Regions from separate parts of the Homo sapiens genome. Here regions 2 and 3 are each linked to region 1. A link is a loop called in an ENCODE intact Hi-C map of the cell type or tissue named here. Cell type or tissue: PC-9. All regions are shown on one strand.

Region 1 (4,000 bases):
CGGCTGCATTCTCTGCTGTCCACCCTCCTGCCCTCCTTCTGGCCACGTCACCTCTCCTCCCTCTCCTTGAATCAGATTGACCCAATAACAGCCTGATCATCCAACTTCCACCCCATAGGCATCTCCCAAGACACACTGGGTTGAGAATGACTGTGCTGCCACTCCTCACCGAAAATCTCTCCCTTCTATGAACACCTCCCTGCTGGGACCAGCCCTCCCTCTCAGGTCGCCAGTTGCCGCACCAGCCCTTGTTGCGTGCTGGGGACAACACCATCACTTAGCTCATCACAGTCTCTTCTTGCCCCCTCAGTGTCGTTCTTGGCTTCCACAAGGGTGCTGGGCTCCTGACATCAGCACCCAGCTCCTTGGGACACACCCCCCTGCCATCTGCTTGAATCAGGAGCCAACATAGGGAGGCAACCTGGAGTCCTCAGGGTCCCTATGAGCTGGGGACAGAGCGGTCATCATTACTTACACGGTCAAGATGTCCTCTTTGTTCTTGGTCATGAGCTTGTTCTTTGTTGGAGGGAAAAAAATTGAGGGATGTTATTCTTTAATAAAAGTTTAAAGAAAAAAGAGTGGAGGGAGTGGCGAGGAGCCAGGGAAGAGGATGTTGTAGAAATCGGGAGAGGGGAGATGAGGGAGCACCTGCTCGGAGACAGTCCTTTTCAGGCCATGCAGTGACACCTGGACCTCGAGGTGAGCCACAAGCACGGTGGGATGCTTCCCGTCCATGGCACCACCGCAGGGGCTCCCTACGGGATCTGAAGGGTGAGGAAGGTGAGGACGGCCACCAACCGAGACAGCGTGGGCCAAGCTGGGTTCTCTGACCCAGCCCTTTCACGTGCCTAGTGTGGCATCAGCAAACAAAAAGGAACTGTGCGCACTGCCCTTGTCCCCCTCCCCAAGCCCTGGAGAAGCCCTGCAGTCCTGCTCTGTCGGATGAGGCTTTGTCACAGAGGAAGCATTGCGTCCGTCATTGCTAATGATGAACAGGTGACAGGGTACTGCCAAGTGCTGAACCTCATGAGGGCACAAGCAAGCCACCCACCAGGAATTAAAGGGAGTCACAGGGTTTACTCAGAACAAGCCAGGTGCCTTTCAAGCAGGGATTGTGTAATCCTCACCATAACCTAATCAGGTCTATGTCAGAGCCTCATCTTGCAGATACAAACACTGAGGCCCAGAGAGGCTGTCATACATCACGGTTGCACAGCAGCTGGGGGAGCCGGGATTTGAACTCAAGACTCCAAAGCCCTTTCTCCTTGCCTTGCCCAAGATGCCCTCTTATGAGATCGGCAGGCAGCCTTGTTATCATTCAGCAGCTAAAGCTGTGGCCAGAGGAAGGTGGAAAGGTGAGGACACACTGCTTCTCCTCACAGTCCAGCGAGTCCCTGCCCGACTCCTGCCCTGCCTCAGGGGAGGGAAACACAAAAAGGCAGATCCTTTCCTGGTGCTGGACACACCCCGTGACGTGTCCCAGGGGTACATGGATGCCTCTGTCATGAGTGAGCCTTCGAGGCCGGGCGAGCACCAAGCGTCTTGCAGTGCTGAGACACACCTGGGGCCAGGCTCCTCCTTCAGGGAGGAAGAAAGATGTGGCAAGATGAGTAATGAGGCCGGGCAGGGAGGAACCTGGCTGGTTTCAGTTAACGCAGGTTTGGGGAAGCACCCAGCTAGCTTCAGTTCAGGACACCACTAGGCGAGGAGGGCACCTCTCTTCACGGTTCTGTTCCATCGTGATGTCTGTCCTAAGCAAATGCTGTCTATGATCCTTCTGCAATCTTAGTGCCCCAGAAGTGGCTAGGGATCCTTGATTTGGCCATAATGTCCTGCAGATTGGACCTTATTTCCATCTCCCCAGAAGCTTTTTGGAAACAAGAAAGGCCATTTCAGAGTACAGGTGCAAGAGGGCCACAGAAGAGCCTGAGGCTGATGCCAAGCTGATGGGGTGAATCTAGTCCACATGACCCTAGAAGGAATATGTCTGACTTCCTGCTCCAAGACTATGGGAGGGGAAGGAGGCAGGAGGTAGAAAAGGGGGAGGCAGTGTCTGCCTGGCTGGGTTTTAGGGCAAGGGGCAGGAGGAGGGTAGGGTACAGGCCAAGGCTAGCACGACATCAGCCCTGGCTGGACAGAGGTGCTGCTGCCGGCAAGAACCCACCCTCATCCTCATCCTCATCTGTTGCCCACTAAAAACTCCATGGTTTCCACAGAAACAAAACGAGTCCCATCTGCAGGTGGGGCAATCCTCTTGTCCCTCTTTCTGCCTCACCCTCGTTTCTCACTGCCTGTCTCCTCCCTCTCCCTTCTTCTTTTGCATCTCTGTCTTCCCCTGAACCTCTTCCACACCGCCATTCCCTTATCTCCACTCTCCTTCCTCCCCCTCCCATCCTGCTCATGCCCATTTGAAATGGGAGCACACACTGGGCACACTCTGCAGTGCCCCCTCAGGCGCTCCCAACCCTGGCAGCTGTGCCATAAGCTGCCAATTCGTCTCAATATTCTATTTTACCATTCTGGCAATTTTCAGCTATGCATGAGATCTCTCAGAATATTGCCTTTGCTTTACTTCTAGGTGTGGCATTAGGACTAAGTCTGGGCCAGTGAAAAGTCAGCAGGTATGCTGTGTGCAACTTTCTTTTTTATTTTAGAGATGCGAACTCAAACTCCTGACTCAAGCAATCCTTCCACCTCAGCCTCCCCAGAAGCAGAGACAACAGGCCGGTGCCACCATGCCCAGCATAGTGTCCAACTTTTTAGAAGTGACCACAGATAAAGGCAATGTGCCTCAGTCTTTCCTTTCCACCATCCTTGTTAGCAGGAATGTGGACATGATGGCCGGAGCTCATGCAGCCACTTTGGCATATGAAGTCTATGTCTCAGCCAGTGTATCTACTTCCCAGGATCTGCTCAAGTGTGGTTCCTCTGCTCAGTACCACATTAAACTTCTGAGAGGATCACCTGACATCACCACCTTCTTGTAAACCATGAAAGAGTTTTTATTTTTTTAAATGAGGTTCATTGAGTTTCATGCCATCTGGTGGCAGAGATTACTGTGCCATGACATTTCACCTGCCTGGCCAGGCTGGGCCCATGGTGGTGGATGTTCCTGACTTCCCATGTTGCTTGTAGGCACAACCCAACAGCACATTGCTTCATGCCTCGCGTCACATGCCTCCCACCACCTGCCTCAGGGCTTCCCTGTTACTGTGAAGAGCAAGAAACCCGGGGATCTACTCATTCAGGTAGACACACGGCCTTTCCAGACAAGGTCTGTTGGGCTGAGATGGGCAGGTGGAGAGTCCCCCTGACTCACACCCGCTCACTTACTGGCCCCAGGTCCTGTGTTCACAATGCAGATGCTCCTGCTGCTGTTTCAGGAGCTGCTTTTCCCAGCTAGGAGATGCCAGCTGGTGCCACCTGGAAGTGTGGAGTCCTGCTGCCCCGTGAAGCCAACTTTGACTAATGGGGGACATGGCCAGGCAAATTTTTCTCCCTTCTTCTCATATGTATTATTCCAAGCCCCAGTGGGCCTTTCTAGAGACACTCTGTGAAACTAAACAATTAGCTGCATTTGTTGAAAGCTGGGGCCGGCCTCGTAAAGCACCCCTTTGTATTCTACTCCTTCCTTCTCGGCCTCACCTCTTTCCCCCTTCCTCTTGCTTCCTGGAGTTGCATTCCTCAAGAAAGTATTTGTACATTAGCTTTGGCCTCAGTCTCTGGTTTTTAGAGAACCCAAACTAAGACAGGGAGACACATGGAGGATGGCAAAGAAGAGATGCGGAAGGAGCCGGGGTCCTAAGAATTGTGGCGTTGCCAAACCCCTCCTGGACTGGGGGCTTCTTGGCCTTTAACCTGGGAGAGAAACAAATGTCTCTCTCATATTTAAGCTACAGCTATTCAGGACTTTCTCTTACCTGTAACCTTTTCCTAATAAATGCAGCTGCACGAGCCGGGCTTGGTGGCACACGCCTTTAATCCCAGCACTTTGGGAGGC
Region 2 (4,000 bases), 69 kb before region 1:
CATATTGCTAAGTAAACAAAGCCAATCTGAAAAGGCTACACATGCTGTATGAGTCCAACTATGTGACATGCTGGAAAAGACAACTATGGAGACAGGAAGATGATCAGTGGTTGCCAGGAGTTAGAGGGGAGGGAAGGATGACTAGGTGGAGAACAGAGGATTTTTAGGGCAATGAAACTGTATATTACAGTGATGGATTCATGGCATAATACATTTGTCTAAACCCATAGAATGTACAACACCAAGAGTAAACGCTAATACAAACTGTGAACTTTGGGTGAAAATGATGTGTTAATGTCAGTTCATCAGCTGTTACAAATGGACCACGCCGGTACAGGATGTTGATGGAAGCAACCGTTTAGGGGTGGGGGCAGGCATATGGGAACTCTGTACTTTCTGTTCAGTTATGCTGTGAGCCTAAAACTGCTCTAAAAACAAAGCCTAATAAGAAAAATCACACGCTAGGTCTGGTCTATCAGCATAGTTCTTCTGCCTCCCACTGCCAACCAGTCCCACCTGCCTCCTTTCCTGGCCCTTCCTCACTGCCAGGTCTTGTTTCAGCGCATGGATTACCAGAAGGAAAAATGCTCCCACCGGCCTCTCTCTGTATCAAAACACAGGAGTGAAATAAACCAGCTTTTCAATAAAGAGGCTGGGGTGGGAGGGGCTAGAGAAAGGATGACTTGCTCATGACCCCCAGATCCTCTGACCCATCAGCCCATAATCTCACCTGCCTTACAGTCTTGACCTCTCCCCTAATTCCCACGTACTTTCTTCCTTCCCCCATCTTGATGGCACTGATGGAAGAAACTCTGGACCACTTGCGCCAGGGACACCAAGTCTGCATCCTTAGCCTTGATCGGGCCATGGTGATGAGACAGTCCTCTCCCAGCCCCATTCAGCTCCCTCTCAGCCCCCACAACAGTTCAGCCTCAGATTTTTTCCTGGAGCCTCATGGCTCCCTCGTCATCCTGCACAATAGGAAGCCTTGCCCCCTACTAAACAGGGAAAGGTGAGCTGGCCAGTCATGAATGCCCTGAGCTCTGCAACTCACCCCTGCCCTGCCTCCTGCTCGCTCCTGCCTTCACTGGCCTGACACTGCTGTGCAGACCTCATTCTCCTCTCTGCGCTAGCATCCCCTCCCTGTTCTCTTCACCCTCTCTCCAGGTGTGCCCTTCGTCGTACCCATCACAATTCTCTCCAGGGAAAAGCAAAACCATAATGAAGACAACAAAAATACTCTCCCAGGGATAGCAGGAATTGCACCAAACGGCTTCCTTGCCAGGGCTTTAGCGGGTTTTGACTGGGCACTGAGGGTGGCGAGTCCCTAGGTTTGAATTGCAAAGGCACAGGTGCAGCTGTCGAGCAGAAGAGTGGGTGGTTAAAAAGTGGGCAGATCTCTTGGTTTGTTACTCCAACCCCTTTCTGGCATATATAACCCCCTCCAGACACACCGCTGGAGACTTGAGCCTTCGTGAAGTAAATACCATTATAAACCCCTGCCTCCGAGCAAAACAGCAGAAAACCTTACACACAGAAACTAGCGATCAGATTCCTCCAGCAGCTTTGGCATTCCCTCTAACTTCTGCCCCTCTTTGCCAAATTTTCTAAAAGTACTTTCACTGTCCTACTTACTAACCTCCTGTAGGCTGGTGTTGGGACCCACCACATGTCCATTAACCAGCTCTTATCACACTGGTTACTGCTGAATTTCCAAGTCTAATGGACACTTCTATTGTGTCTTAATAACCTCTGCGGGGCACTGACTCATCACTCTTCCTCCTGGAAATTTCTTCTCCCCTGGCTTCCATGACCCTCTGGCCTGGTTCTCCACCACCACCCCACCCTCACCCAGTCTTTCCCTCTCAATCTGCTTTCTAAGCTCGTTTCAGCCTCTGCCTTGACCTGGCCGTTCTCCCCCAGACAGAGCTCCAACCTGCTTCTCTTTGCTTCTTGTGCTCCACGCCCGCTGTGAGCCATCTGACCTTCTACACACTTTCCTGTACAGCACATACTCTCCTGACTCCTGGATCCGCACTGCCATCCCAGTTAACAGTAACGAGTCTCCCAAAGGGGGTTGAAATCTGAAGATCCAGTCCAGGAGGAATCTAGGAATCCGCAAAGGCTAAACACACTAGGAGTAGGCAGAGCTGGGGGCACCCCTGGCAAGGTGCTGGGGCGGGAGGCTCTGTCAGTTCCTTCTGAGCCTCATGATTAAGCACTTCATGATTAAGTGGGGGATGAGGCTCACTGATATGGGGAGAAAGAGACCTGTCCTGGGATCAAACAGCAGCGCTAAGGCTCCGCATTAGACCACAATCAACCCCCTGCCAATCAACAAAGCAACACTCAGCTGTCCCAGTGCATCTGTTCAGGCTTTGGACACACGAGTGCAGGTTTTAACTCCATGGCACAAGTGTGCATCCGTTTCCAGCCTTATTTGGGGGAGGGGAAAGTTGTTTGAGTCATTTTATATGAAGAATCCACTGAATGGAACATTTGTTACTATTTAATTAGAACAGACGACGCAGCTATGTAAAATGGAAACTGCATTTAACATGTTAAGCATACACAGAATGACCCACTGCAACCTGCCTTCTTAATGGGCATCACCAAGTGACGTCCCCACCAGTCCCCACCGTGAACAGGGATGCCCTGATCATCAGCTGGTTAGACATACACCTAGAAGCATTTTGTAAAGTCAGCTATCAGAATTTAGTCATTAGAATGTACTAAAAACTAATCACGTACTTCAAGCAACATGGATAAAATAAAGTAAATCAACGATGTTTAGTGACAATAAGGCTAGACCCACCATAAAAATGTCAACAGATGGGGAGAATGTTAAGAGCAGAAAACTTGAGACAGATGATGCAAAAAGGCAGAAATGGGGAACTTGGGAGGAATTCTGCTTGTCTAGAGTCAGGATAAGAAGCTTTTGTACCATGTATGGTAGCAGTGGTGTCACTTTTTGGTCCAGCTGGAAAAATAAAAACAGATGCTAGACAGAGGGGGAACAGCAATGCGTGAGATTGCATCCATGACCTAAAGCCCGCCTGGTGTTATTGGGGTGGCCAGGGAGAGGCAAAAGGTGACAACAATGATAGTGTCAACAGCACAGAGTAACTGTGGCCCAAACACCTTTTTGATTGCCATCTATAAGGTGACTCCCCAGTTTCTCTTAGCCCTGAGCTTTCATATCTGCAGACCCATATATCCAAGTGTCTGTTTAAAACATCGGCATGGATAAGTGTTTTCAACCCAACATGTCCCAAACTAAACTCTCAATCTCATCAACAAACTTGCTCCTCCTCCAGGCTTCTGTCTCAGTGACATCCCTATCCCCTCCACCGCACATGCCAGAATCCCTGGAAGTAGCCCTAATTTTTCCCACTGTCTGTTCACCCCACCTCTGAGCCACCATTTTCACACTTCCTCTTCGTCCACGTCACCATCACTTGCATGGACTTCTATACTCCTACGTTGCCTTTTTGCTTCCATTCTCATCTCCACCCCTATAATCTGTTCTCTCCACGGCAGATAGAATAACCATTTTAAAACTTAAATCCAAAATCTTTCTGTGGCACTCAGGATAAATCCCAGCCTCTATGGGCTCACAGGGTCTGGCCTCTGCCGGCTTCTCATTTCTCCTGCAAATACTTCAACCTGCAATGAAAACTTTGCCTATGTGAGTTCCATTCCCAAGTTCTCTTGCATCTGCCAATTCACTCCAAAGAGAAATCAAGCTCCCTTTCAGGCTAAGATGCAAAATAGAGTTTGGCGTATCTCCTAAGGCCAAACTCCGAGCCAATCTTTTAAAATCTCTTGCCCATGTAAAAATTCTTGAAAAGCAATCTCGATTCCCGGCCAGACTCCCTGCCCACGTGTTCCCCACCCGCGTCCCCACAGCTCCGTCCGCCTGCTCTGGTCAACACCACAGCTGGGCCCTGCCCCTTCGGAAGCTGATGCTCCAGCGAGGGCAGTGGATTTATGGTGCAAG
Region 3 (4,000 bases), 120 kb after region 1:
ATACGGCATGTTGTTGAGATCTTGCTCTTAATGGTATAAATCTTTGTAAATCCTCCAGATTGAAAGATGAATTGAGGGAAGCGTGGTGTGTATAGCAGAAGGCATTTCAGCCGGCCTGTGGATAATGTGACAAGCCCAGGGACTCATGACCCGAGTAACCATGTGGAGGGTCCTGCCAGGAGGGGCAGGTGCTACTACTGCTGAAGACTGTCCCTCCAGACTGTCCTCTCTGACACTGGCCACTAAGCCCAGGCAGTCGCCCAGCCCACGGCCCACCTCCATGCATCTGTCTCTATTTCCCAAGAAGAGTGTGCCAGATGCCAACTGGGTTATGCTGAGACTGAGCTTGACTTGTCTTGTTCCCAGTGCCCAACACCAAACTGGGCACACACAGTCCGTGCTCAGTATTGATGGCATGAAAAAAATGAATTAACTAATGCACTTGAGAAAACAGCCCCCAAGCCTAACCTTAAACCCTAACCTAACCCTAACCCTTCTTTTTGAACTTTCATTACAGGACAAACATGAGAAGCATCCTTGGTCACTTTTACAAATGAGTATCTTCATTACATCACACTCTAAACATGATCACTGAGTCATAGTTCGTTCAAGTTGGAAGGAATCTCAGATATCTGCTAGCCTGGCCATTTCCTTTAACACGAGAAATGTGATCAATTCCACCAGGCAGCGAATGTCTTAACTACTTGCCGACACAGGACCTTAGTAACCTGAAGACAAATAATGTCCACAAGGCAGCATAAGGACCTCCCAAAATCTGGCCAGACCTGAGGGTGTTCATTAGAAGACCTTTACATTGTAAATCTCTATTTCATTGTAAACTCTACAAGATTTGGAAGTATATTCATGTGTGGGAACCAAATCAGCTAGAATTGTTTTTCAAATTATTAAGGTATACTCACAGCAAGCAATTCTTTTAAATTTAGCTGTCACTGAGGAACTGTTATATGCAAGACTCTCCAAAGGTACTCTAGAGGGATGCAAAGGTGAGTTCAATATCGCTGCCCCCAGAGGCTCCTGATTGTATGCAGGCCAGACAAACATGTACCAACGATCCTGATACAAGGCAGACCACAGCACCTGCTGCAATAGAGAAACAAGGTTCAGAGGGAAAAATAACTTCAAGGACTTGGGCCCAGCAGCTGAAAAGGGAAGGAAGTACCTAGTCCTTGAGAGGCGGGTGGAAATCCAACAGGTACGTGGAAGAAGGCAAAGGCATACCGCATGAAGGAATCAGCATTAGCTAAAGCAAGGGATAAATGGGAATCATTTTTTAAAATTTTACACCAACTGTATGTTGGACACTTTAGAAGTATAAATTCATTTATACTCACAACAACCAAATAAATTAGGTATCACTGCTTCCATTTTTCAGAGGAGGGAACTGGACTTCGGAAAGATTAAAAATGTATCAAATGAGGGTCAGGAGTATATAACGCATACGGGGCAAAGCCCAGATGTGAACCCCTGCAAGGCTGACTCCAATGCCAGGACTTTCTCCACTTCGCCGGCTGCCTCCCTGGGAGGGGGAGATGGCAAGGCATAGTTTAGGGACATTAGCTCCGTGTGGCTAGTTCATGGGGACAGGGGAACTCGGATGGTAAGGGGTTGAGAAAATGAGGAAGATGACAGAGAAAGGAGGGAGGCAGGAGGAAAACAAGATAAGAGCTTTGCTGCTGGTTGTTTTGTAAGATGAAGGAAACTAGAGAAAGTCTCAAGATTCAGGGCTCAGAGGAAAAGGAGGTTTAAGATGAGAAGAAGTGACAGCTGAGCAGGATCGCAGAGAAAGAAGAGAGACCAGGCACCGTGGCTCACGCCTGTAGTCCCAGCTACTCAGGAGGCTGGGGCAGGAGGATCATTTGAGCCTGGGAGGTCAAGGCTGCAGAGAGCTATGATTGCACCACTTCACTCCAGCCTGGGTGACAGTGAGACCCTGTCTCAAAAATAAAAATAAATAAATAAATAAAGAGAAGGTTAGCAGCAAGGGTGGGGGCTTTAGCCTTAGAAAGAATAAGGAACATTTCTCCCCCAAAACAAAATGAAAGAAAAAGAGAATGAGAAATTATCCCCATTAAAAAAAAAAAAAAGTCAGCAATCTCCGTAGTGGGGAGGGGTGGTTTGCTTAGCCAATGCAGTGAAGAGGTCTGTTCTGGAGAGGGGAACGAGCAGGGTCAGTTAGGGCTGGAGGAGAGTGGAAAAGATTTGGAGCAGCTGTCCTGGGAATCTGATAGGGAGCTAAAAACGGAGTCAGAGGACCATGCCTGAAGGCACTGGGAGCGTCCCCAGCAGGACTGGGCAGGGCGTCCAATTACTTTCGGGGCACAAATCTCTTCAGTGGAATTCAGCACTTTGGGATCAGGAGTAGATGAAAGGATTGCCCAGGGAGACACAGGGGAAGGTCAAGAGGGTAAGAAAAGGGAGGTGCTTTTGAGAACTTTGCCAAATCATTTCACCACAAAGGGAGGGAGGGAGGGAACAGATGCAACCAGGACGGGTCCACAGTGCCAAACACAAGGAGGGGCTCCAGGGGCCGCGATAAAGGCGAAGAAGAGGCTTAGCAGGAACGAGTGAGTGGGACCCATGGAAGGACGGGGTGGTGGCTACAAAGCCATTTCCGAGATGGCCATCCGGAGGGTGGAGCCTCCTACGGGGTGTGGCTATGCAGAGTGGCAGAGACGCTGAGGGAAGGGGGTCACTGGGCTTGAAGGGGTCAGGTCAGCCAGGGAGAAGTAGGACCGAGGATCACAACCCTGAAGCCCTGCAGAGGAGGGTAGCAGGGGTGGGGCAGAATGAGGACCAGGCGCCGTGCGGAAGCCACCCACCAAGCTCACACAAGGGATGTGGCTGAACATGTGCTGGGCAAACACTAGAGGGTGAGAGTGGGGCTGACTTAGTAAAAGGGACATGTGGCTTGATTTTTAGTGAAATACCATAGTGTCACAACTAGTGCTGTCTCTGCCCCACGCCAAAAGGAAAAGTCAAGTGAAATAGGCTGGGTAGAATTCCCCCAGGGTAGGCAAAATGCTAGGAATCTGTACAGAGAGGGAGGCCAGAGGGAGTGAAGAAGGCACAGGGCACGGTATGGCGCACGGACGTCCTGGGTGGAAACCTACTAAGGCTGAGCTCTTGAGATTTAGAAAGTGTCTTCTTTGACCCTATGCCTTAAACAAAGCCAGCCCAGCCATCTATCCTGTGTCCAGAACTAACAGTAGAGGGCCTGTAGGTATCTCGACCCCTCCTCACAGCAGAAGCCCGATACTCACCCCTAGGCAGGTGTCTTTTTTTTTTTTTTGAGCGGCGTCTCGCTCTGTCGCCCAGGCTGGAGTGCAGTGGCGCGATCTTGGCTCACTGCAAGTTCCGCCTCCCAGGTTCACGCCATTCTCCTGCCTCTGCCTCCCGAGTAGCTGGGACTACAGGTGCCCACCACCACGCCCACCTAATTTTTTGTATTTTTAGTAGAGATGGGGTTTCACCGTTTTAGCCAGGATGGTCTCGATCTCCTGACCTCCTGATCCGCCCGCCTCGGCCTCCCAAAGTGCTGGGATTACAGGCGTGAGCCACCGCGCCCGGCCTAGGCAGGCGTCTTAACTGGCTCCTCTCCAATGCCTGCACGGGCCAGGTTCCAACCCCAGCCCCCGTGTTCACCCCTCAATTTGAGAACAGGTTTGACTCCACCTCATTTGACCTTGGTCTTCTCTTTTTTTCTTTTTTTTTTTTTTGAGACAAGGCCTTCCTCTGTTGCCTAGGCTGCAGTGCCGTGGTGCAATCATGGCTCACTACAGCCTTCAACTTCTGAGTTCAAGGGATCCTCCACCCTCAGCCTCCCCCAAGTTGCCAGGGCTACGGTTGCTCCCCGCTAAACCTGGCTAATTTTTTTTATTTTTTGTAGAGATGGGCTGTCACTGTGTTGCCCAAGCGATCTCAAACTCCTGGGCTCAAGCGATCCTCCCACCTCAGCCTCCCAAATTGCTGGGATTACAGG

The links. Hi-C counts contacts between places; a loop is a spot of excess contacts. Peaks named below come from ENCODE experiments on the same cell type or tissue, not always from the same donor. Only the 100,000 strongest peaks of a DNase experiment are listed, where the experiment ranks them.
Region 2: it touches region 1 in a loop (2.9-fold over the local background); 2 of 110 quality-filtered maps call a loop at or near these places.
Region 3: it touches region 1 in a loop (6-fold over the local background); 4 of 110 quality-filtered maps call a loop at or near these places.

What each region holds. Positions count from the first base shown.
Region 1 is chr6:6,802,241-6,806,240 of GRCh38, forward strand. No RefSeq gene overlaps it. Among named protein-coding and RNA genes, the nearest start is that of LINC03055, 81 kb to the right of the region's middle. RefSeq lists enhancers at 805-2,004, 1,314-1,493, 1,744-1,803, 1,814-1,953. In PC-9, no CTCF peak of the experiment used is centred here; a DNase peak (open chromatin) is centred at 1,511; H3K4me3 peaks cover 312 bases; H3K27ac peaks cover 3,298 bases.
Region 2 is chr6:6,732,935-6,736,934 of GRCh38, forward strand. All of the region lies in intron 2 of LOC101928004 (a long non-coding RNA gene), which reads right to left. LOC101928047 (a long non-coding RNA gene) reads left to right here. Exons shown (of 6, transcript XR_001743949.2): 6 at 1-457. Among named protein-coding and RNA genes, the nearest start is that of LY86-AS1, 110 kb to the left of the region's middle. In PC-9, no CTCF peak of the experiment used is centred here; a DNase peak (open chromatin) is centred at 1,987; H3K27ac peaks cover 1,364 bases.
Region 3 is chr6:6,925,371-6,929,370 of GRCh38, forward strand. No RefSeq gene overlaps it. Among named protein-coding and RNA genes, the nearest start is that of LINC03055, 42 kb to the left of the region's middle. In PC-9, no CTCF peak of the experiment used is centred here; no DNase peak of the experiment used is centred here.